Linked DNA regions of Homo sapiens: all the other regions are linked to region 3. Evidence: chromatin contacts called from ENCODE Hi-C data. All regions are on one chromosome and are shown on one strand. The core of a region is the stretch at or near the end of the contact, and the rest is flanking DNA. Distances in the headings are between cores, read along the strand shown. Region 1 has its middle 22 kb from the start of LINC00276. Region 2 holds the start of GACAT3 (gastric cancer associated transcript 3). Region 3 has its middle 420 kb from the start of NBAS. Region 4 has its middle 45 kb from the start of LINC01804.

What was found. A loop is a pair of places that touch in the nucleus more often than their neighbours do. Pooled maps may share reads with other maps.
Region 1: a loop to region 3 is called in a map with no recorded cell type, with 7 times the contacts of the local background. The contact joins two enhancer-like sites. A Hi-C loop is called at or near these places in 1 of 168 maps with a recorded cell type or tissue (PC-3), 3 of 37 single-sample maps with no recorded cell type and 9 of 50 pooled maps.
Region 2: a loop to region 3 is called in a map with no recorded cell type, with 3 times the contacts of the local background. The contact joins the promoter of GACAT3 here to the enhancer-like site in region 3. A Hi-C loop is called at or near these places in 2 of 37 single-sample maps with no recorded cell type and 2 of 50 pooled maps.
Region 4: a map with no recorded cell type shows a loop between it and region 3 (10-fold over the local background). The contact joins two enhancer-like sites. A Hi-C loop is called at or near these places in 4 of 37 single-sample maps with no recorded cell type and 3 of 50 pooled maps.

What each region holds. Positions count from the first base shown.
Region 1 is chr2:14,420,262-14,426,120 of GRCh38, reverse strand. No RefSeq gene overlaps it. Among named protein-coding and RNA genes, the nearest start is that of LINC00276, 22 kb to the right of the region's middle. Within about 2 kb of position 2,805, at least 2 of the 41 ENCODE cell types and tissues checked have a DNase peak (open chromatin) inside an H3K27ac peak, as active enhancers do.
Region 2 is chr2:16,047,371-16,053,402 of GRCh38, reverse strand. GACAT3 (gastric cancer associated transcript 3) reads right to left here and starts at 2,976. Exons shown (of 4, transcript NR_126559.1): 1 at 2,726-2,976.
Region 3 is chr2:15,140,644-15,146,241 of GRCh38, reverse strand. It overlaps a transcript of NBAS not described here. Among named protein-coding and RNA genes, the nearest start is that of NBAS, 420 kb to the left of the region's middle. RefSeq lists enhancers at 3,630-3,719, 4,110-4,179, 3,242-4,441 and a silencer at 3,463-3,757. Within about 2 kb of position 3,966, at least 6 of the 41 ENCODE cell types and tissues checked have a DNase peak (open chromatin) inside an H3K27ac peak, as active enhancers do.
Region 4 is chr2:15,732,687-15,738,045 of GRCh38, reverse strand. No RefSeq gene overlaps it. Among named protein-coding and RNA genes, the nearest start is that of LINC01804, 45 kb to the right of the region's middle. Within about 2 kb of position 4,030, at least 3 of the 41 ENCODE cell types and tissues checked have a DNase peak (open chromatin) inside an H3K27ac peak, as active enhancers do.

The DNA.
Region 1 (5,859 bases), core at 1,556-4,055, 720 kb after region 3:
TTTCCACACATGGTTGTTGTACAACTCTTAGGTCAGCAATTTTCCCTTCCCACTCCATGGTTGGTAGCTGAACTCTGTATTCTCAGTACTAGAGTTCTTAAAGAGCTAAAAACAACAGTGACAGTGACAAAAGTCTCTTTCAGTTTCAAAGTTGATAAAGTCGGATACCAAATGAGGCTTTTTCCATTGTTTTGGAATTTTGGCTGAAACCCCAAACCTGAGAACAAAAAGTACCCTGAAATTTTAAATAGAGAACAAAGTTGCTGCCAGTTACCTCTTCCAGTGCTTACTGAGAGGTTACCAAACCCATCTTACAATCCCTATCCTTCCCTCCTCAAACAACCTATGCAAATAGGAGCCTAGGAATTCCAAGGAAATTGGTTAAAGGACATGAAAAAATTGTCGGTAGTAATCATACTTGAAGCTTTTCTATTTTCATTGTTCAGTGATATGGAAGGGATTCTCCAAAAGAATTTCACTTAGAGAGATCTAGGGTGTCAGCAGGAAAGAGAATGGGATCACCCTCTCCAGGTGGATGTTGCTGAGCTGTAAAATTCATAAGTCATAAGTGCAGTGCAGCACATCAGAGTATAGTACTATGAAGCAATTCTTAGGAGAACTTATTACAGGTGGTCTGGTAACCATAGAATATGGTGCATGCTTCTAGCTCAGCAGCAGTAGGTGGCTGGAGCAACACTGTTGGGAGCAACTCTGTTGGGAGAGCAAGGAAAGAGGCAGTCAAGGGAAGACTACCCTTTGCTGTTTGGTACAGCAGGATGTTTGAGAGTGGCCCAAATGGATACTGTGGAAAGTAGCTAGAATCAAGCCATCTTTTAGTTGCCCAATAGGGTGTGCTTTGGGGCAAAGGGAAGCCAGCAGAATCTGTGAAATGTGTTCCCAGGGGCAGAAATGGAGGTGAGAGGAATTGACTAAAGGTCCAGGTGTCAATGTCAGGAATCTGTGCAATGTGAGGTTATCACAAGGATTCTGGAAAACCCAGATGCTTTATCTGGAAAGAATAAGCATGTAGACATCTGCTGCACCGAGAACATCACTGGATAGTCAGCACTAGCCTGAAGAGACCATGAGAGCAGGACCTGAGAAATGAAAAATATTTTTTTTCCCCTTTTTGAGAAGAGCCTAAAGAGGTAGATGGAAATGCTATTCACTTTAAGTCCCTCAACTGAGTTTGTGTTGGGGCAGAGTATGAAACTTTCATTGGGATGAGAGAAATCACTTTTGATTTACTTTCAGATGACTAGTTTTAGTGCCTGAAATAATTACGAAAACAGGGTTTGCTTTTAAAATCAAGGGTGAATAGCAAGTCATGGTTCAGCTTGAATTGTCATCGAAGAGTAGTAGGGAATATATCTGAGAAACAATAAAACTCATTTCTATAGACTGAGCAACAGAGGGTTACTGCCTCCGTGCCATAAACTTCTAAGAACCAATTTATGAAGTCATTGTTAAAGATTAACTTGTAGTTACCACTAGAGTCATTTATGACTTCTCTTTTTTAGGGCTTTAAGTCTCAGCTTTACAGATAATTGAATGGTGGAATGATGACGAGAAAAATTCACAAGCAATATATATTTCAGTTAATATTTAAAATTATTTTTCTCTACATGAGAAAGTTGTCTAAATGCTATCCCAAAATTACTATTTTCTAAAAATCTAGCATTTTATTCCTGCCAGCTTTACACAGTGTAGTACAGAGGTAGGGGTTGAGAAAAGCATTTTTCTGGAGATATTTTTATCATGGTCTTTGGAGATATCCTATTAACTTTTTTTGTTCTTATTCAACTAGCAAATTGTTACCAGATTAGTTCATCTTGCACAGAGTTTGCAGAGAGCCAGGCTTACCCTCACTGCCTCTTCAGATGACTACCATAAACTTTTAAGATTTATCATCTGCTCCTTAGATAATTGCAACAGTAAACTAAGAAGTCTCTTCATCCCTCTTCCAGATTTGTTCCTTCTAAAACAGTTCCTATATTTCTACCTGAGAAATTTCCTCAACTTATCTTATCTTTATCTGTGTTTTAAACACAGAAGTTAATGCTCTCTATTGTAAAATCAAGTTTCAGCTTTTTATTCTAAAATATTATTGTAATTGTCCAGCATGTTCTTTTTGCCTGCTGCAGAAAAAAAGCCAATACATGGCGATAGTAGCATTGCCGCAGAGAAAAAGTTCAATTACCACAAGGTGTCTGGGCAGGAGGATAAGAGCTATTTCTCAAATCCATCTCCCTGAGAGCTTAGAGGCTAGAGTTTAAAAGAATGATGTGGTGGGCAGGGGGCTAGGGAATGGGTGCTGTTTATTGGTTAAGGATGAAATCATAGATGTATCCGAATTGTCTTCATGTACTGAGTCAATTTCTAGGTAGGGGTCACTGGACCATTTGAGTCAGTTCCTTGGTATGACTCATGGGTTCAGGTGGCCTTGGTTGGTCTGCTTGAATGCAAACATCTGAAAAATATCTCAAAGACCAAACTTAGGTTTTGACAATATGGCTGTTATCTATAGGAACAATTGGGGAAGTTACAAATCTTGTGACCTCCAGCTACAAAACTCCTAGCAGTAATCAAGATAGGGAACAATGGCTGGCTATCACTTAACTATGTTTATAGCTTAGCAGAATTCAAGCCCCTATCATAATTTTAAACTTGTGACCTTTCATCAGTTTTTACAAAGGCAGTTTCATTCCCCAAACAAGGAGAGTTAGTTTCAGGAAGGAGCTATTATCGTCCTTCCTTTAAAGTGTAAACTAAATTCCTCTGGTAGTTAGCTTGGCCTGTGCCCAGAAATGAGCAAGGGCTATTAACTTGTAAGGTTATAAGCAAGATGGAGTCAGCTGTGTTAGATTTCTCTGCCATAATCTTTGCAAAGTTAGTTTCTTTCTTTATATTCAGGCACTTGTCTACCTCTTTATTTTCCTTTCTCACTTCCAGCCTAGTAATTGTCATAACAGTCATTTTCCTTCTACTAATACTGGCACATCAAGGGCAAATACAGTATCATTTTCAAGACTTTATTCTCACAGCCTGGCACAGTGCTTGGAAGATAGTGAGGATGCAACTAAACAGAGTTCTAGTTCTTTTATATTTCCTATCTTTTTTCAGACATAGTCAATCAAGTAAAATATAGAATTTCATAATTACTTGAAAGAATGATGATATGATGTATCCTTCCACAATGAACGTACCTAATTTTGGAGGTTCTTGAACATTTTGAGCCTCTGTTGTTTGCTTAGTGAGTTAGGTCGGAATTTTAAAGCAAAGGAAGGCAGCAAATAAAATGAGGCCAGATTCAAAGAAATCTATCTTAAGACTAGAGGGTATTTAAGTTAAATAATTTTTAAAAATGCAGTCAATGCCCCTGTTCACTGGCGATTTAATGTATATTACTCATTACTAGGATTATGCTAGAGGGCAGAAATAACTGTTGAAAGTTACAGAAGTCGCAGAACTGACATTTTTTTACCATAACTTTCTTTTGTCTCACATCTGGTGGGTGACTAAGATAGGATGTCCTGAGGCATCTTTCTTCATCCAAAGCGTGTTTTTAATCCATCATCCTACAGAATTAGTTACAGGAGAAGTTCAAACCCCTACCGTCCAGGGTCTCTGTTGGAGAGCTACATCTACATTTATGGACCTAGACAGTAGCCAGCCATGATGAACTAAACTTCTGAGACCATGGAGTAAGGGAATGACTACCATGTGGATGAGACAGAAGGCATACTGAAGGTGAGGCTGTGGCTAAGGTGAAAAAGAAGATTATTTGGCAGTGGAAGAAGCCTAATAACTGAGGGAAGATACCATAAGACAGTGTGTGTATGTGTTTTTAAAATAGTCTTCATTTTTTGGAACAGTCTTAGATTCACAGCAAAATTGAGCAGAACGTACAGATTTTCTGCATATCATCTTCCCCCACCCAGATATAACTTCCTCCATTATCAATGTCTGGACAAGGGTGGTACGTTTGTTATAACTGGTGAACCTACATGGACATGTCTTAATCACTCAAAGTCCACATTTTACATTAGGGTTCACTCTTTGTTTTATATATTCTGAGTTTGAACAAATGTACAGTGACATATATTAACCATTATCGTATCATAAAAATTAGTTTCACTGCTCTAAAAATCCTCTGTGTTCTGCCAATTCATTCCTTTCCCTAATCTCTGGCAAACGTAGAATTTTTTTTGCCATCTCCATAATTTTGCCTTTTCTAGATGTCATATACCTGGAAATGTACAATAGTGATCTTTTCAGATTGACTTGGCTAACTTAGTAGCATGAATTTAAGTTTCCTCCATGTATTTTCTTGACATGATAGCTCATTTCCCTTTAGCATTGCATAATATTCCACTATCTGGATGTACCACAGTTTATTTATTCATCAAACTACTGAAGGATGTCTTGGTTGTTCAAATTTTGACACGTATGAATAAAGCTGCTATAAACATTTGTGTAGACATAAGTTTTTAACTCCTCTGGGTAAATATCAAAGAGCATGATTGCTAGATTTTATGGTAAGAGTATGTTTAGCTTTGTAAGAAACAGCCAAACTGTTTTCCAAAGTGGATGTACTATTTTGCATTCCTACCAGCAATGAATGAGAGTTTTCGTTGCCCTGCATTCTTTCTAGGGCTGGTAGTGTCAATGTTCTGGATTTCAGCCATTCTAAATCCAGTAAGAAAGTGTTTTGATGCTGTTTGTGTGGTTGTAAGGAGCTCACAGAATTTTGCAAAGTGAGTGAGTCTTCCTCTTCCTGCCACCTGCTCCAGCCTCTCTCCTGTTCACATTAGGCAGGAGAAGCAAGGCTTGGATCTTTCTTTTCTATACCTTGCTGTTTTTGGTCTCTGGAAGGTCTAAATTTGGTTTCAGATCTCTTCATTTCCTTTCCCAGAGCATGGCCTTACTAAAATTTAGTTTTGCTGACTAACAATTCTCTAAGGCCTGATTTCACTACTATCTAAATAAGAACACTTGGTCTGACTCATCCTGTGATTCGCACTCAAAATGCGCCTTTAGAAGGACTGACACTTATTCTGAGGTGATGGAAGTGGAAGTTTGGCTCTGCCTTATCTCCTGCAGTCAGTATTAGCTTCAATTCCTGATTTACAAATGTTGGGTCCTGTCAGGCATCACAGACATTTCCACATCAAAGGGCGTCCGGCCTTGATATTTGTCCGTTTATACTGACCACAGAGGCAAGGTTTTTAAAATGTCATGTGCATGTGTGTGTATGTGTGTGTGTGTGTGTGTGTTTTAAATTTTTAAAATTTCCTCTCAGAAAACTGATAACCCTGTTCTAGAAATTGCTAGTTATGATGGAATTGGGTATGTGGTATGTAGCAACCTTGCAGAAGGACTGCAGCAAGGGTGTGCCTAAGAGCTTCTCCTCACGGTAAAGGCAACGGGAGAGACAGACAATCCCTAGCAAAGATTTATATTCATATGATGGAAATGGAGGAGGGGAAGCCCAAGAGCTTTCATCAGTGTTCTGTGAAGATAAACACTGTTAAGGTTTGATAGCATATATTCAGTCCCAGAGACTTCAAACCCAAGCTTTCCTTATGGAGAAATAAGAACGGCTTAAGCTCCAGACAAGAAGGAAAGGAGCATTAAATTTCTCCATCATTAACTCATCAGCTCTTGTATGTTTCCTGGGGTTTTTATACACCCAGTATCACAAGTTAGGTGACTTAAAACAATAGAATTTTAGTATCCTATGGTTCTAGAGCTGTGACATCTGAAATAAGATGTCCACAGGGTTGTGCTGCCTCTGATGCTCCGGGTGGAATTCTTCCTCACCTCTCTTCCTAGCTCCCCGTGGTGGCTGCCAAGCCT
Region 2 (6,032 bases), core at 1,727-4,226, 910 kb before region 3:
GACTTGCCTCGAGCTGATAATGGGTGATTCTCCCAAAAACTCACACTTGAAATCCCCAGGCACCTTTTGCTCCTCTTTCTCCTTTGCCCCAATCACAATCCAGTCACTAACCCTAATGAATCTTCCTTGAAAGTGTCTCTTGAATTCATCCATTCCTCTTTAATTTTTTCTGTTCCCCTAAAGCAGTCCCCTATTATCTTCAGACTTGACTATGAGAAGCCAACATTGAAGGTATTCATACATTTGTTAAATAATGATGCTAACCCCTAGGTAGTCTCCTGGACTTCAGTTTCTCTCCCTCTAATTACTGCTGCCACCAAAGTGATCTTTCCAAAATACCACTTTAATCATGTCATACGACTACTTAGAATAGTTTGATGGTTAATATTGAGTGTCAACTTGATTGGATTGAAGGATGCAAAGTATTGTTCCTGGGTGTGTCTGTGTTACCAAAGGAGATTAACATTTCAGTCAGTGGACTGGGAGAGGCAGTCCCACCCTCGATCTGGGTGGGCACCATCTAATCAGCTGCCAGCGCAGCTAGAATAAACAGGCAGGAGAAGATGGAAAGAGCAGACTTGCTGAGTCTTCTGGCCTTCATCTTTCTCCTGTGCTGGATGCTTCCTGCCCTTGAACATCAGACTCCAAGTTCTTCAGCTTTTGGACTCTTGGACTTTACACCAGTGGTTTGCCAGGGTCTCTCAGGCCTTCGCCACAGACTGAAGGTTGCACTGTCGGCTTCCCTAATTTTGAGGTTTTGGGACTCAGACTGGCTTCCTTGTTCCTCAGCTTCCAGATGGCCTATTGTGGGACTTCACCTTGTGATCGTGTGAGTCAACACTATTTAATAAACTCCTCTTCATATATACTTCAATCCTATTAGTTCTGTCCCTCTAGAGAACCCTAATACAAATAGTAATATTCAAAAAGCAATAGTAATATACAAAAAGCAACAAGAAAACGACACATATTGATGATTCTTTCATTTGGGAATTTAGCATAAGGGTGTCATACGCTCTACATTACAATGTTTGGAGTTTTTGCCTTACTCATGCATTACTTTTATAATCAGAAAAATTGTTTAAAGGTATTATCGTAAAAACAAACAAAAAAAAGATTGAGTTTAATTTCCCTCCCCTTGGAACATGAGGCAGGTTTAGTGACTTGCTTCTAATGAATTCTATCTAATACCAATGTGCAGAAGTGACACTGTGTGACTTTCAAGCATAGACTGAAAAAGTGTTCCAACTTTATGTTCTGTCTTGGGACGCTCACCCTTGGAACCCAGCCACCATGCTGTGAGGAAGCCCAAGCAACCCACATGGAGAGTCCACACACTGAAGTCCATGTGGAGAGGAACCGAGACCCCCAGCCAACAGCCAGCATTCACCACCAGGCATGTGACGCAGCAAGCCTTCAGTGATCTCAGTCCCCAAACTTTGAGTCTCATAGCTAAGGCCTCAGACATCATGGAGCAAAAATAAGCCATCCCCCATGTGCCCTGAACAAGAGGTGGGGGCAGAGGGGACAGTGGAAGGAGCATGGACATAGAAAGATCTGGGTTCAAATCCTGTGTCTGCCTCATATTAGTTTTGGTACCTTACATAAGTCACTTACTTCTAAACCTTGGTTTCCTCATCTCTTATGAACTGAGATGTTGCAGAGCTCAGAGCAAGGTCCCCAGCATAAAGTCTGAGACATAGTAGGTGCTTAATAAAGTATAAGTGAGCTCATCTGACAGCCCATCCAATCTTCAGACAGTTTTAATTGTTAGAAATGCTTTCTTCTGTATGGATGAAGTGAATTCTGCCTGCCTGGAATGCCCACCACAGACTCAGTCTTTCCCTGGCAAGGAGGGACGGGGGAGGACCACCTCTCCTCCCTCAGCAGCCTTCAGACACCACTCCTTCCTGCCTCCACCCTCTGCCTGGTCCCTTTCCTACTCCCCACCAGGAGGCTTCTGAAGATGCAGAGGGCCCGTGTGTTGCTGGTGAGCCTGGACACATTGAAAGCCTTGTTTGCATGATAACTCCTCTTTGAGTCAGTTCAGCTGCTTCCGTCAATACAGCCCTCAGATAAGATGCTGTAACTCAGAATGTCTGGCTCAAAAGCAAACTGCTACAACTGAATCATACATGCTGCGTTAAAGTCCACCCGCTTCTCTCCCATGCCTGGCCTTGCCACTGCGCAAACAGAAGCCGAAGGGAAAGGTCCAATTATTCCATGGAGATTTAGCTACTGTATTGACAAAACTCAGCGTTAATTCCCAGAAAGCATTCAAGCCCCGAGGTGGGGGTGGGGGCGGAGGGAGGCAGGGAGAGAGGAAGAGCTGGCTATATAACTGGGTGAGAGTCATAGCCGCTTTTCAGCTGAGTCTGACCTAGTTTAATGAAATCAGGTCATCTGTGAGCTCTTCATTACCCTCAGACTAAACAGGACCCAACAGAGCAGCCAATGTCCCTGGCCTTTCAGAATTCTGCTCATTCGCATTATGACATTTTGATGTTGGGTCTTAATGCATGTTGACTTAGTGGCCTGGCCCCTCCAAAGGTAGTAAACAGCCTGGGTAAAGGCTGGGAAGTAAACAAGAGGGCTGATTTAAAAACCACACACATAAAGGCAGTGTAAATACCCCAGGTCCCTAGCCTGCATCCTCAGGGAAACCAGCAGACAAAAGGCGTGGAGTGTCCGCGACCATTATGGCTGACGGATGGATGGAACTCACCTATTATCCTCCTGCCTTCTCACATGGAACTCGCAGCCTCAGCAGATCTTCAGGGCAGGGGGCGGGATTGGAAGGAAATGAAATTGTCAATTTAGGGACAGTATGGAAGATTCAAGGGCAAATTGCTCCCCAGCAACAATTGTAGAGGACAGGGACAGTTAACCCCCTTGAGACTGTCCTATGCGCTGGTGATGGCTTTATTTGATCTGCTGCCCAGTCTGCATTGTCCTGAAACCAAAGCCTGTGGTCAGGGAGGCTGAAAATGATCCTTCTTCTCCCGGTGGATGCTCATTAATTGAACGAATTTTACGGAAGTAGATGATATCTGTGGGTTCCCTGCTCCTATCAGACAGCCAGACTACCAGGCTCAGAAAGGGCAGAGTACCGTATCAGTGCTAAACACCGTGTAGGTGCTTCAGTGCATAGGTGTCTCAAGGACTCTATTTGGCGTGTGCTGGTGGTAGAAGCAGTATTTTTAACTCAAGATAAATTTACCAATGGGCCCAGGCTGGTGAGGGCTGAGAATCACAGGAGGCAGGAGGGAATTCTTATGTACACTGACTGCTCTTTGCAGTCCTTAGACAGGTGTGGGGTCTAGAGTCTCACAAGCTGATGAATTTGGTCTGGGTTTAACTAATGGTGTGTTGGCTTCTGCCTCTCAAGCAATGGCACAAGGTCGAAAAATTCCCTCACCTTCCCTTCTCAAAAAAACCTCCTTGCCAGTTACCTAATTTAAGTACCCAGTCCCTGTTCAGAGATATGTGAGGACTGCACAAGTGTGGACTGGGAGGAATAAAACATTAATTGTGGGTGACCACAGGCAAGAGGTGTCCCTTCTATAGGTTTTAGTTTTTCCATGTGTAAGATAAGGAGGTTTAATCACATAATCTCTAAGGGCTTTCTAGGAAGGGCATTCTAATTCTAAGGCGAATGCGATTCATCTTGAAGCGAATCTCTGCCTCCCCCACCCCAGGTAGCAGACGTGCCCTAACCAAGCCATTTCTCTGGGCCTCCGAGGGATCCACTGCTGACCTTGACTTCCTTAATCCCAGGCTCCGACACTGATCTGCTCACTCTCAACCCTCTCATCTGATACCAGCATTTGGCCTACATCTATTGTTTCCTTTAATGATTAGTAAACATGGTTGAACAGAGCAGAAAACCAGTTTCCTTCCCAAGGGCAAGGGACTACAAGCTGGTCTCTTCTGTCCCTCTCCTCAGCCAAGGGAACAAAGTCTGACATCCAGACTTTGATTCTCCGTGGAGGGAAGCAGGACCCCGACAGCAGAATGACAGCTAAGACTCTACTTTAGCCTGTCTCTACTATCTAATCAGGAAAATGGCAGGATCCAGCCTGTCTCTACTATCTAATCAAGAAAATGGCAGGATCCAGTTTCCCATTGTGTTGGCATTGATAATATGTATTGAGTGACAGTGTCTGCAGTGAGACTATTGATTTGAAAGACAGTTTAAGAATTGACTAGTATTCATAATCCCAGCACTTTGGGAGGCTGAGGTGGGCAGATCACTTTAGCTCAGTAGTTCAAGACCAGCCTGGGCAACATGGCAAAATGCCCATCTCTACAAAAAAATACAAAAATTAGCCAGGCGTGGTGGCATGTACCTGTAGTCCCAACTACTCAGGAGGCTGAGGTAGGAGGATCGCTTGAGCCCAGGAGGCAGAGGTTGCAGTGAGCAGAGATCATGCCACTACACTCCAGCCTTGGTTACAGAGCCAGACCCTGTCTCAGAAAAGTAAATAAATAAAATAAATAAAATAATAAAAAAAGAATTGACCAGGATTCCAGGGCTTAGAATTCCAGAATGGTAATTACCTCCACATGCATCCTAATTTATAGGAACGCCAGAGAGCTTGATGGCTTATAAGTTTCAGCCAGTCAAAGTTGAGAGCCTAAAAGAACATCTCTAATCAGAGTACCGGAAAAGTACAATGCCAAAAGAAAACCTACAGAAGGTTGGTGAAGTGATTCCCAAACATTTAGTCACAAAACCTTTTTTAGCAACAAAAGCCTACATGAAAACCAAATACATAAAACGGGACTAAGTGGAACTGTTCAGGTGAAGCTGAGCAAGGACCCAGAGCCCTACCTCCCTTTCCCTCATTCCGCCCCCTCCCCAAGCCCTTAAGGCCCTAGGCACCCCATGGAACCTCAAGAGTTTGAAGAGCAAAGACCTACTCCCACCTCCTCAATTTGTAGATGAAGAAACCAATGTCTAAAAAAATGAAACAACTCGACAGATTCCGTGTGAGTCAGAGCCAGAGAGGCATTGGATTTTCATCTCAGCCCCAAGTGATGCTAGCTCACCACCACATAAGTGCCTGCTTTTCTTTTTTCTTTTTTTTTTTTTTTTTTTTTTGAGATGGAGTCTTGTTCTGTCACCAGGCTGGAGTGCAGTGGTGCGATCTTGGCTCACTGCACCTCCACCTCCCAGGTTCAAGCAATTCCCCTGCCTCAGCCTCCCAAGTAGCTGGGACTACAGGTGCCCACCACCATGCCCAGCTAATTTTTTGTATTTTAGTAGAGACAGGGTTTCACAATGTTGGCCAGGACGGTCTTGATCTCCTGACCTTGTGATCCGCTCACCTCGGCCTCCCAAAGTGCTGGGATTACAGGCGTAAGCCACCACACCCGGCCAAGTGCCTGCTTTTCAATGATGCCCTAACCAATCTTCATTGCTTCCTTCCATTCAGAAGCTAATTTTAAAAGTGTCCTTTATTAGAATTGAAATAAAGTTTCAGCTACAGTAAGACGAAAAGGCACAACATTGGGGGTGGAAAGAAGCTGACCTAGAATTAGGAGGACGTGCTATTACTTTAAGTCATTTTCTTTTCTGGAAATTATCATTCTCATCTGTGAACTGCGGGGTGGTATTGCGAAGTGGAAGACACCAACATCAGCAATTTCAAGGTTTATGCAAATTTTAAATCTAAACGTCATAAATTAAATTCCCAAAGTCATCTCCTCTGTATTCTCTTGTAAATTCCTATGAATTAGACAACACAGCTAAAATAGAAAACTTAATAGAAAGACCAGAAAATAAGGAATCTTCAAATATCCTTTTTTTTTAAAATAACAGAGTTGGAACATAGGAAAGAAAAGTTGAAATGTCAGGATCAATCCAGAATATCTAACATCTGACTAATGCTAATTACAGAAAGATAAAACAGAGAGGAGAAATTATCAAAGACATAATCATTATTTTTGAAAAAATTTTCTAGAAGGAAAGAACACGAGTTCCAGGATTGAAAGTATACAGGAAAAAAAATGATGAGAAAACAGCCATA
Region 3 (5,598 bases), core at 2,717-5,216:
AACTCTATGAAATAGGGACCACTATCATCTCACTGCACAAATGGGGACACTGAAGCACAAGCATTTAAGTAACTTGCCTTGAGTCACACAGCTAGTGAGTGGCACAGTTGAGATTCATACCAGGCCAGCCAGCCCCTGACTTTGAGATCTTAACCATTGCTTTCTGTTGTTCCAAGGTGGCAAAGATGTTTCTCTGTTTTACTCATTCTCAACACTTAGAACAGTATCAAGTTCACGCTAGATACTCAATAGATATTTTTCCAATGAGAAATGGAAAAATGAATGAATGAAAGAGTGTTTTCTCCAACTCAGGGAGTCTCGAAGAAAGCATTCACCTTATGTTTAGATGGGTGGCTCTCAACTTCGAGCATGCATCAGAATCCTTCATAGAGCTTGTTATAACTCATGTTCTGGGCCCCCCACCCCAGAATTTCTGATCCAGTAGGTCAAGCCTGAGAATTCTCATTTCTAAAAGTTGCCAGGTGCTGCCGAGGCTACTGGTTGGTGTACCTCATTTTGAGAAGCTCCTGTTTGGAGTAAAATTCCATCATACTTTTGCAGCAGGAGTGGGAGCTGCAGTAAGAGGGCAGGAGCCAGTGACTCAGTGCCCAGTGGTCTGCCCAGTCCAGGCAGAGACAAGCCTGGGACTCAGATGCTCCTCTTCCTGCAGCCTCTAGGACCAGCAGCCAGTGCTGGTCTGAGTCTCACAGTGACCAGGTCTCAACTGGAACTCCAGGTTCAGAGTGAAGATTAAACCATAATAAAAGCTTTCCTTTATAAATCACCCACCATACACTAGGCATGAAGACACACACACACACACACACACACACACACACATACAAACAAACACATACATCTCAATGCATTTTTGCTGTAATGGCATATGTGTGGCCCTAAACATCCTTGGGTTCTTTAAGATTGCGTGTAAAAGCACAGGGCTTAGAGGAAAATAGTTAAAGCAAGCCACTCAAAATCTAGTAACCGCAAAGCTGACAAAACCAACTAAAAATGAGTAATGAAAACACCAGCAGAGTATGTAGAATGTCACTGGTATGTGTACCAGCAACACAAGCAGTCTATTCTTTGCCACCTTAAGCCATGGGATGTGTACGTCCTCTTTTGAGATTAGGTTGTGGAGACTGCTTTCTATCTAAATTAAAAATTGGATTGAGGGTGTGGCCGTCTTCATTAGCCCACTGTTTTACTACAGGAGGATTATCTCTACTCATAGCTACACCAAATAGCTTAACCTCATGGAAAGCTTAGTAGTTCTAGTAGCCTCTAAGCCAGCCACTTTGCAGTAAAGAAAGGCACTTCTGCAAATTGTCAGCTTTTACCTTAAGGCTTTATATATTGCTATGGCCTTCTCTTTAACTGTGAGAAAGTTGCCCTGCCCCATTCCTTCAAAACATGCATGTGCTAAAACCAGATCTCATAAACCAACGCAACCACCTGTATCGTAACATATGGGACTGTTTCTGAGTTGGCAAAGCTTGGATTTGAACCCAGAGCTGACTGCGAAGCCCATGCACTTTCTCCTCTATTCTGCTGCCTTTTTTTTAGAGGATAGATATGCAAAAACAAAGCCAGTGGATGTGTGCTGTAGTGATGTGTTCGATAAAAAGTGGCCAGCAATGTGGCCACTCAGAAGTACCTCTGCCTTGGATGGGAGCTGCTTGAGGGCCAGGATTGTGTAGCGACTCCTGTCTTCCCCAAAGGACCTAAAAAGTGCCTCACGCAGAGAAGTTGCTCAATACACATTTTATGAATGCAATTGTATCTGAATCAATAGTAATAAACACAAGCCAAACATAAAAGTCATTCTTTCAGGAAACAAACATTATATTTTATTTAATAGGCTGGGAGGTTGATGGGGATGGAGAACATATTTGACACTTTGGTCTGTGTCAGGCTTTCCTGGGTTGAGCCTGGAAATTACCTTGGTGCATATAGTTCAGGAAGGTTTGCCAAGGCAGCCATACTCGGGCTGTAGGAGCTGGGACACAGCCATGCTACACAATTTGTGGAATGCATGTTGTCTTTTGACACTGTGTGTGCATATGTGTTGGGGAGGGACCGTGGGTGGGCCCTGGGGGCCAGGCTGTGGAGTCACAACAATGTGACAAGGTGTATTAGTCAGGTTTCTCTAGAGGGACAGAACTAATGGGAGATATATATATATATATATATTTTTATATATAGGATAATATATATATATAGTATTAACTCACACAACCACAAGGTCCCACAAGGGGCTATCTGTGGTCTGAGGAGCAAGGAGAGCCCGTCCGAGTTCCAAAACTGAAGAACTTGAAGTCTGATGTTTGAGGGCAGGAAGCATTCAGCACAGGAGAAAGATGTAGGCTGGGAGGCTAGGCGAGTCTCCCTTTTCACATTTTTCTGCCTGCATATATTCTAGCCATGCTGGCAGCTGATTAGATGGTGCCCACTCAGATTAAGGGTAGGTCTACTTTTCCCAGCCCACTGACTCAAATGTTAATCTCTGTGGCAGCACCCTCACAGACACACCCAGGATCAATACTTTGTATCTTTCAATCCAATCAAGTTGACACTCATTATTAACCATCATACGAGGGGTGTGTGGAGGTTATGTAACCACCACTTGCAAACCTCCAAAGGGCTGCAGAGGGACACACGTGCTCTGTTTGGCTCTAAGGGCAGGACGAAGCCCGTGGGTGGAGAATTCATCCAGTCCATTCAGAGACCCATCTCACAGACATGCCCTTGTTTCTAAGTTGTTTGTGTTTGTTCTGAGTTTCATGTTCGACTGACTCTTCAGTGAAATCACAAGGGCCTCAGGATCAAAACTGCTCCGTCAACCAGTGTTGGATTTGCAGCGGCCCCTGCAACATGAAGGTGCTGAGGGTATGGGCTTCAGAGTCAGACAAACTCCAGGTGGATCTCAGCTCTGCAGACGCGGACTTGCTGCAGGACCACGGGCTCAATGAGCCTCTAATTCTTGTTTGTAAAAGAAGGATCGTAATCGATTTCACAGGGTTGTTTGTGAGCCTTAAGTGAGATAAAGAATTGTAGAAAGGGGCTGAGTACCTGGTCAAGCCCTGTAGGTGGCAAAAAGGGGTAAATGATAACAGTAGGCTTCCAGATCTTCTGATCTATTTGGGGTGACAAGACACGCTGAAAGCAGAAAATAACCAAGTACATATTTCAACGGGCTGATGAGTGAGTAGTCTAGAGAATACTGCACGGACCAGTTTGTTTCTTTTGCAGAGCTAGTGTTCCAAAATGACTTGTTGCAGGAGGTCAGGATGACTCTTTGGGCACCCTTTGCTCAACCTTTAATTATAAAAACTATTAGCAAAACGGAGGGATGTTTCTTTTAACGTTTCAACATCTTCCTTGCCCTCATCTGTACGCTAGATGTAGGTTCAAAAGTAAAGCAAAGGTGCTCTTAAGATATCTCTTGAGGGGATGTGTGTTTCTATCCATGGAATGTTCCTTATCTCCCCTCTCCATCATCCTCTGCAGAGATAGACAGAGAGCACTTGAGAGGAAGATGACAGGAAGACTTTACAGCCGGCACCGTGGAAATAGCCCCTTCGGGGAACAGGATGTGGCAGGGATAAACCTGTATTTGGAGTTTTTAGCAAGGCCCAGCAGGATGACTAATGCAGGAAGGTGCCAGTCAGGGAGCTGGCAGATGTCTCTTCAAAACAAGGGGAGCGTTCCCTCAAATATTTGCCTGTCAGCCTTGCGGAGGCGACCATTTTTAGCTCTTCAATAAATTGTCCCTTTGTGGCAGTAGCAGCTAAGCCTCCTGACGTCATCTGCAGGAACCTTATTTGGTTTTGTTGGGGAAGCATTTCAAGCTGAGAAATGCACATGCCTCCTCCCGGATGTGACATTCATCTGCTGAGCTCAGCCCACACACCTGTGCCTCTCAGCAAAGCCACATGTGCTGTTTCGGGCAGAGGTTGACAAACGTCAAGGCTGGCTGCTCTCAGTTGCTCTATTATCTCCTTCCTGCTGCTGTCTTCCGGTTCCCCTCATTTTTCGTGCATTTGCAACTGTTGACAGGCTGGGTTGCTGAGGGTGGTTACCTCTGACATGCACTCCTCCTGGCATTTTCTGAATATCATCGTTCTGAAGTGTGTGTCCCCCAACACGTGGGTGGAGATGAATGGGTATTCCATATTCAGTGATTGGAGGTAATGCTGGATTTATTCTCTGACATGAATTTTGTGATTGTAAATGTCACAGACTCACACTGTTTTTAAATATGTTTATGACTTCAGAGTCAATGGGAATCTGAATTTCAAGAGCTCATTATTTCTCTTTCCAGGAAGGGGAAAACAAAACCCGTACAGACATAATAACATCTGCTGAGTTTATTTGGTGCCTGACATCAGTGATGTTGGATTTGAACTGTTCTCTAGCATCCCCTGCCCCTTTTTTATTGGGGGAAAGGGTATGATCTGCTAAAGAAAGCACAGGTTTTGAGTTCTAGTCTCTCCACTTTGCCTGAGTGCATGAGTGGCCCCTACGGTAAAAACAAAAAACAAAACAAAACAAAACAAAATTGATTTTGCTGAAAATGAGCAATATGTTCACATTGTGCATCAAATATCTTGGTTTTGTATCAAAATGAGTCTAGCCTTTATAAACCAGCATGCTAACTCTTTCCTCAGCTTCAGTTTAGGGGTTAATTGTAATGTTTAAAAACAGAATGACATCGTCTCAGGCCTCTAGAATATGGAGTAAGAAACAGATCAAGAGAAAAGGGCTCTCCCCAGTCCAAGCTCTGCCATTCGCTGATGCTACATCCTGGATAAGACCACGAATCTGCCTGAGCCTCACTGTTGTCGTCTGTAAAACGGGTGCTGTGATTGCCAACTCACTGGGCAGTCCCCGGTACTAAATGAGCTAGTGTGTGTGTGAAATCACTGAACTCATAAGATTTGCTCATATACACATGTTGGGTTTAAACAGAGGAAATCTCACCATAGTCTAGGCCAATTCAAAATTGTAGAGCTCTGCAGAGGGAGCGGGAGAGGAAGGAAAAGAGTGAAGGAGGGAGGGAGAGAGAGGGGGAAAAAGAGAAGGGAAAAGGGGATGGGAGCGAGAGAGAGACAGAGACAGAGAGACACTGGATTTTTCCTAAAAAATCTCAAGAAAGATATTTCCTCCAAAAGAAATACTTTGCACAGAAATAAGACCATTTCAGATCACACAAGAATAATAGTGTACATTTATTGAACACTTACTAAATACTGTATCCTATACATTTTCTCTAAAGAAGAATCCCCTAGTTTTCTACATGGAATGGGGATAAGCCTGGCTTGCAGGTAAGTCTCAAAGAATTTCTGAAAAATGTATGTTCAACCTTATTATGAATGTATTATACCATTTAATGCTCAAAACAACCCTATTTAGTACAAGTATAATATTAAATGTATTTCACATACTTTTTCACTTCCTTTCTGGATTACTCATGACTACCTTTTAGGTCACAATCAAGGTTAAGGTAGAAGCATCTGCCCCAAGGACCCCATCTAGCATATCCACCAGGGTCATGTAGAATTCCTGCTGAATTCACCTTTGGATTGCTGCAGACAT
Region 4 (5,359 bases), core at 2,781-5,280, 590 kb before region 3:
TAGAATCCCTCGGAGTCCCTTTTAGAGACGTTGATTCCAAAGCCTCATTCTAGGCCTACTAAAAGACAGTCTCCAGAGTGGAGCCTAGAAAACTATACTTTAAAAATTCCCAGGTGATTCTGATATGTCTGCAGTTTAATAGGGACCAACGATTGGGTGGCACTACCCTTGGGTCCATTCTCCCTCTTAACCAAGTCATATCTAAACTTCAGGCCAAAAGTCCATCCTGCCTTGTTGCTGTTAATGGATTAAATGTCACACCAGCTTTGCCCTAGAGGCCACAGTACTGCTCAGGGAAACAAGCCCAACATTTATTAGCTATGCAATAAATTAATTCTCTAAGTCTTGGTTACCAGATATGTCAAAAAGCATAGTACTAATACTCTCACATAGTTGCAAGGATCAAGTGTCATGAAGATGCTTCATGAGATTTTACACAATTCAATCATCTATCAAACATTTATTGAGCATCTGCTCTGTGCCAGACATTGTGCAAACTACTAGGGTACAGAAATAAGCAAGGTCTCAAGGAGTAGACATCTCTCCTCCATAGAGTGATTCAGGAATCCAGGCTCCTTTCATCTTGCGACTTTCACCTTCAGCACTGAACCTCTAGGGTTGTCAACTTTGGGAAAGAGCATGGAAGGTTGTGCAGGGCTTTTGTTTTGGTTTGGTTTGGTTTCAGTGGCTGAGAACATTCACATTTCCATTGGGTAAGACTTCTATCCTTGGTCCCATCTAGTTGCAAGGGAGACGGGGCAATGTATAGCTGTGTGCCCACAGAGAAAAATGATGAAAGCTAGTCTCTGCTATAACATCATTAAATCCTGTTAATTAATTAAGTGCTGTTCAACCACTTCCCACTAATATTATCTGAGCTCTATCCAGGGATCCCTTCATACACATACTCACTGTTATACACTTTTCAAATATCCTGGCACTCATTTCTTTTGTTCTTAAGGGAATTGGTATGGTAAAAATCAAGCCCAATGATGCTGCAAAAAGAGAATCAAATTTGCATTAAAATCTCCTGCAGCCAGAAAAGTATTCTGTGATCAACTGGGTGCTTCTCTGAGGTGAGGCTTCCTCAGCACCCCATGCTGCGCAGTTGCCAGTGGAGCTCAGAACCAGACACCAGTGAGCTGCCAGGAGCAGATGGCCTCCTACAAACCCTCCACTCTGGCCTGTCTCTTCCATCCACCTTTACCCACACATCTTTGTCCCACATGGATCCAACTGATCCAGATCTGGGAAGGGGCACTGCTGGGCCCACTGTGGGAGACAGGAAGCCTCTGCCCTCTTCTGCTGTCTTTTGCAGTGTGGCCCAATTCAGCTACAGACAGGGGGTGTGGGATTGAGTTCAGCCAGGCAGGCAACTGAGCATAAAGTAGTTATAAGACCGGGCTTTCAAACCAACTAAATCCGGATTGGCTCCCCAGCTCTGTCACTTAGTAGGCAGGAAACTTTGAACAATAAAACCCTATGAAGGCCAGGTACAGTGGCTCAGATCTGTAATCCTAGCACTTTGGGAGGCCAAGACGGGCAGATTGCCTGAGCTCAGGAGTTCAAGACCAGCCTGGGCAACCTGGTGAAACCCCACCTTTACTAAAACACAAAAAATTAGCTGGGCATGGTGGTGCCTGTAATCCCAGGCACTGGGGAGGCTGAGGCATGAGAATCTCTTGAACTCGGGAGGTGGAGGTTGCAATGCGCTGAGATCACGACACTGCACTCTAGCCTGGGTGACAGAGCGAGACTCCATCTCAAAAATAAATAAATAAATAAATAAAATTGTTGAGCCCCAATGCCTTAGTGCTGCTATTATTGTTGCCTTTCTCCAGCAAATGCCTTGCTTATGTCTGCATTCCTTCCTTCATGTACTCATTCTTCCATTTATACATTTCTCACCAAGCAATTCCTAACCACTTGTGTTGGGCCTAGACTGTGTGCTGGGATGGTGAAGATTCACTTCCAGCCACCCAGGGGACACACACCTAAGCGATTGCTACAACATGATGTGGTGTGTGTTATGACAGAGTCTTGTATGGGTGTTTGGGACACACAGGAGAGAAGAATGAGACCTCTGCCTGGGGGAGGCAGGAGAAGCTGGGTCGCTTGAGTTGTCAGTAAGCAGGGACAAGCATGCTAGCTAGGCAACAGGGCATTCCTGGATGAAAGGATAGCATGTGCAAAGATGCAGAAGCATTAAAAGAGCACAGCATGTTTGAATAACAGGGAGATACTGTTATTCAAATAACAAGGAGATACAAGAATAACTAAATAGCTCAATTCATTCTGGCTGAGACAGAGAGCATGGAGAATGAAGAAGGACACGAGGTATTCCAGGGCTTTTGGGGAACAAATGATCAGGGGCCATGTACTCCACACTAAGGACTTTGAACTTGACCCTGAGGGTAGTGAGGCACCATCAAAAGGTGTGAGGCAGGAGTGTGACATGGTCAGATTTGTTTTCAGAAAGGTCACCTGGCAGCCAGCATGGACACTGGAGCCAAGGGGACGCACTCAGGGATAGAAGGAGGCTGAAGGAGGATATTTCAATGATTAGAACCAAGGGAATGTAGTGGCATCTGGGATGGAGAAAAGGGGCCTGATGAAAGCCATATCTCAAGCCACAGCTCTCTTGCCATTTGCTGTACACGAAAGTTTCAGCTACAGCTCCTTGGGGAAAATAACTAGCAACCGCAGGATGCTACTGGGTTAACATCAACCACCTGTTTGGAGTCACATGCTCTTCTTTGATGAAGGCTATTAGTGAAAGTGTATTTGGAATCCCAAAAGGCTATTTGAATTTCACACCTTGCACTTCCTTGCAGGATTTAGGCTCCTCCAAGAAAATTGTGAAGCAACACATATAATCAAGCCACAAGTTCTCAGACTACAAATAGTCTTTCCCAGCTGCCCTGAACACATTTGCTGCTCATTTGCTCCTGCAGAGACTACCCAGGGTGCTATATTAAGAATGCTAGATAAGAATGCCTGCTCACTACTTGGAGTGGTGGAGGGAGCAGAGGTGTCAAGCCTGGTCTCCAGTCGCCTTCCTTTCTGCTCTCACGCACTGCAGAGCCTCAGGCATGTAGAATACTTACATCCCCTGATCCCCAGTCTTCAATTTTGAAAAACGGGGGCTAATAATGCCTGGTCTGTAGAGTTGTGTAGTCATGTCTAGCCCAGGGTCTGACACATGGCAAATGCTCAGTAATGCTTGTGGCACTGTGACAATGAGCTTTCTGAGCCAGAAAGGGGCTCTCTGAGCTGATGGGGAATGATCAGAGAGTAACTAGACTGCTCCTCAGGGATGATAAACATGTAAAAGCCACCAGCAACTTCTTTCCCAGCCATGTGCAAGAAGCCCAGCTTCTTGCTGGTCAGAGGTTTCTTCACCAAGGGCTCAGACTGGAAACAGGCTAAGGTCATGCTTGGGACCTGGACGGAGTTGTCGCCTCCTGCTTGTGGGGAGAAGCTGCGATCCAACACCCAGCCATTGCTGTAGAGTAATTTCCCTCCACCTTCTGGGAAATGAAAAAGCAGCCAGATGCATGCTTTAAAAATAAACCATGCAAGAGAAAGAAGAATATCATGTGTTTGCTTCCCAAGCTGGTTTGAAATATTTGAAACGCAGAGAGACTCAAATCTGTCAGGAATCAGCAGAGCTCTGAGGTTTGTTTCAACATTTGGAGTGAGAAACAAAGGGATTAGAATCTGTTCTTTAAAGCTTCTATGCAGCATTTGGGATTGCCATAACAATAGGCATGTTTTGCCCTCAAAAGAGAAAGTCAGACCACGCTCCATGTACAATAACAGGATCGCTAATTTGGACCCCGCCAGCAAAATATTTGAAATCACTCAGACAAGGCTCTTCAATCATTTACTTCACAATGATTATGAAGACAGGGTTTGTTCTGTGGCCAAGTGAAAAGAGGTTTTTTAAAACACATATAGCTGCGTGGTTTATATCAACCAATCTGGTGCCAGACGGCCTGAGTCTGGGCCCCGGCTCCCCCACTCATAACTATGTGACCTTGGACAAGTGACTTAACCCCATCGGACCTCTGCAAGCCTCTCTGAAGATTAAATAAGCAAATATTTGCAGAGCATGAAGTCTGACTCATAGTAAGTGCTATGAAAGTGTTTGTAAAATAATAAATTATGTTAAAATGAAGGGTGGAGAATCTTCAGCATGTTTGATGTTTTTTCTTGCTTTAACTGGACTCCTTCCATTTCGGTCTTATCAAATCATTACGATAGATGCCTAAAGAATCTCTCAAGTCTAAGAAGAAGGTGTTATGAATTAAGTCTATAGCTCAAACTTTTTTCCTCCCTGTCTTCCCTGTTGATAAAATTTGGGGAGGGAATCTCTAATTTTTAAAATGTAGGTTTTTCAGAGTCCAGACATAAAGGTTCCAATCGAGCAAGTTTTATCATCAGACAAGTTTGGGAACCACTAACTCAAATGGAATTCCTTCCCAGTTAGTAGGAATAATTGGGTTTGGTTGTCTCTGCTTTTTTCAGTGCCAGGATTTCGTTTCTCTTTCTCTCATCCAAGCGTCCAATACGAAAAGAAATTGGACTTTTATGCCCCAAAACTTCCCCTAGGGATGCAAGGCAGGAGGCCCAGGAGAGGTTAGATCATAGAGCTTTTATTTCAAACGGGAGCTCCATTCAAATAAAACCGCACACCGGCCGGGCGCGGTGGCTCATGCCTGTAATCCCAGCATTTTGGGAGGCCAAGGCGGGCAGATCACAAGGTCAGGAGCTTGAGACCACCCTGGCTAATATGGTGAAACCCCATCTCTACTAAAAACACAAAAAAATTAGCCGGGCGTGGTGGCACATGCCTGTAGTCCCAGCTACTCGGGAGGCTGAGGCAGGAGAATTGCTTGAACCCAGGAGGCGGAGGTTGCGGTGAGCCAAGATCGCACTCCAGCCTGGATGACTGAGCCAGACGCCATCTCAAAAACAATAACAACAACAAAAACCTCACACCATTGCAGCTGCACCTAAGTGAGGCTTCAAGTCAGCCCAAGTAGTTATATCAGAAGGAATGGGGGAAAGATGTTGATAAGCTCAGGTAAGATGCCTCAGAAGCTTTTGAGTTTTTAATTTTTTTAAATCTAAGACATTCCTTAAAGGAAGATGCATATTTGGGTCATAGTGGGTTGGAAAAGATGAAGAAAGATCTTTTGGATTTTGAAGCCCTGGCTTGTACCAGGGAGAGGGAGAGGCCAGCCTCAAGAGATACACTGGGCTCGTTTGGAGACACAGGGCCCGGCCCCACCCCATCTCTAGAACCCTCACCATGATAAGTTCCCATCTGTAAAGTGGAGGTGATGATAATGCC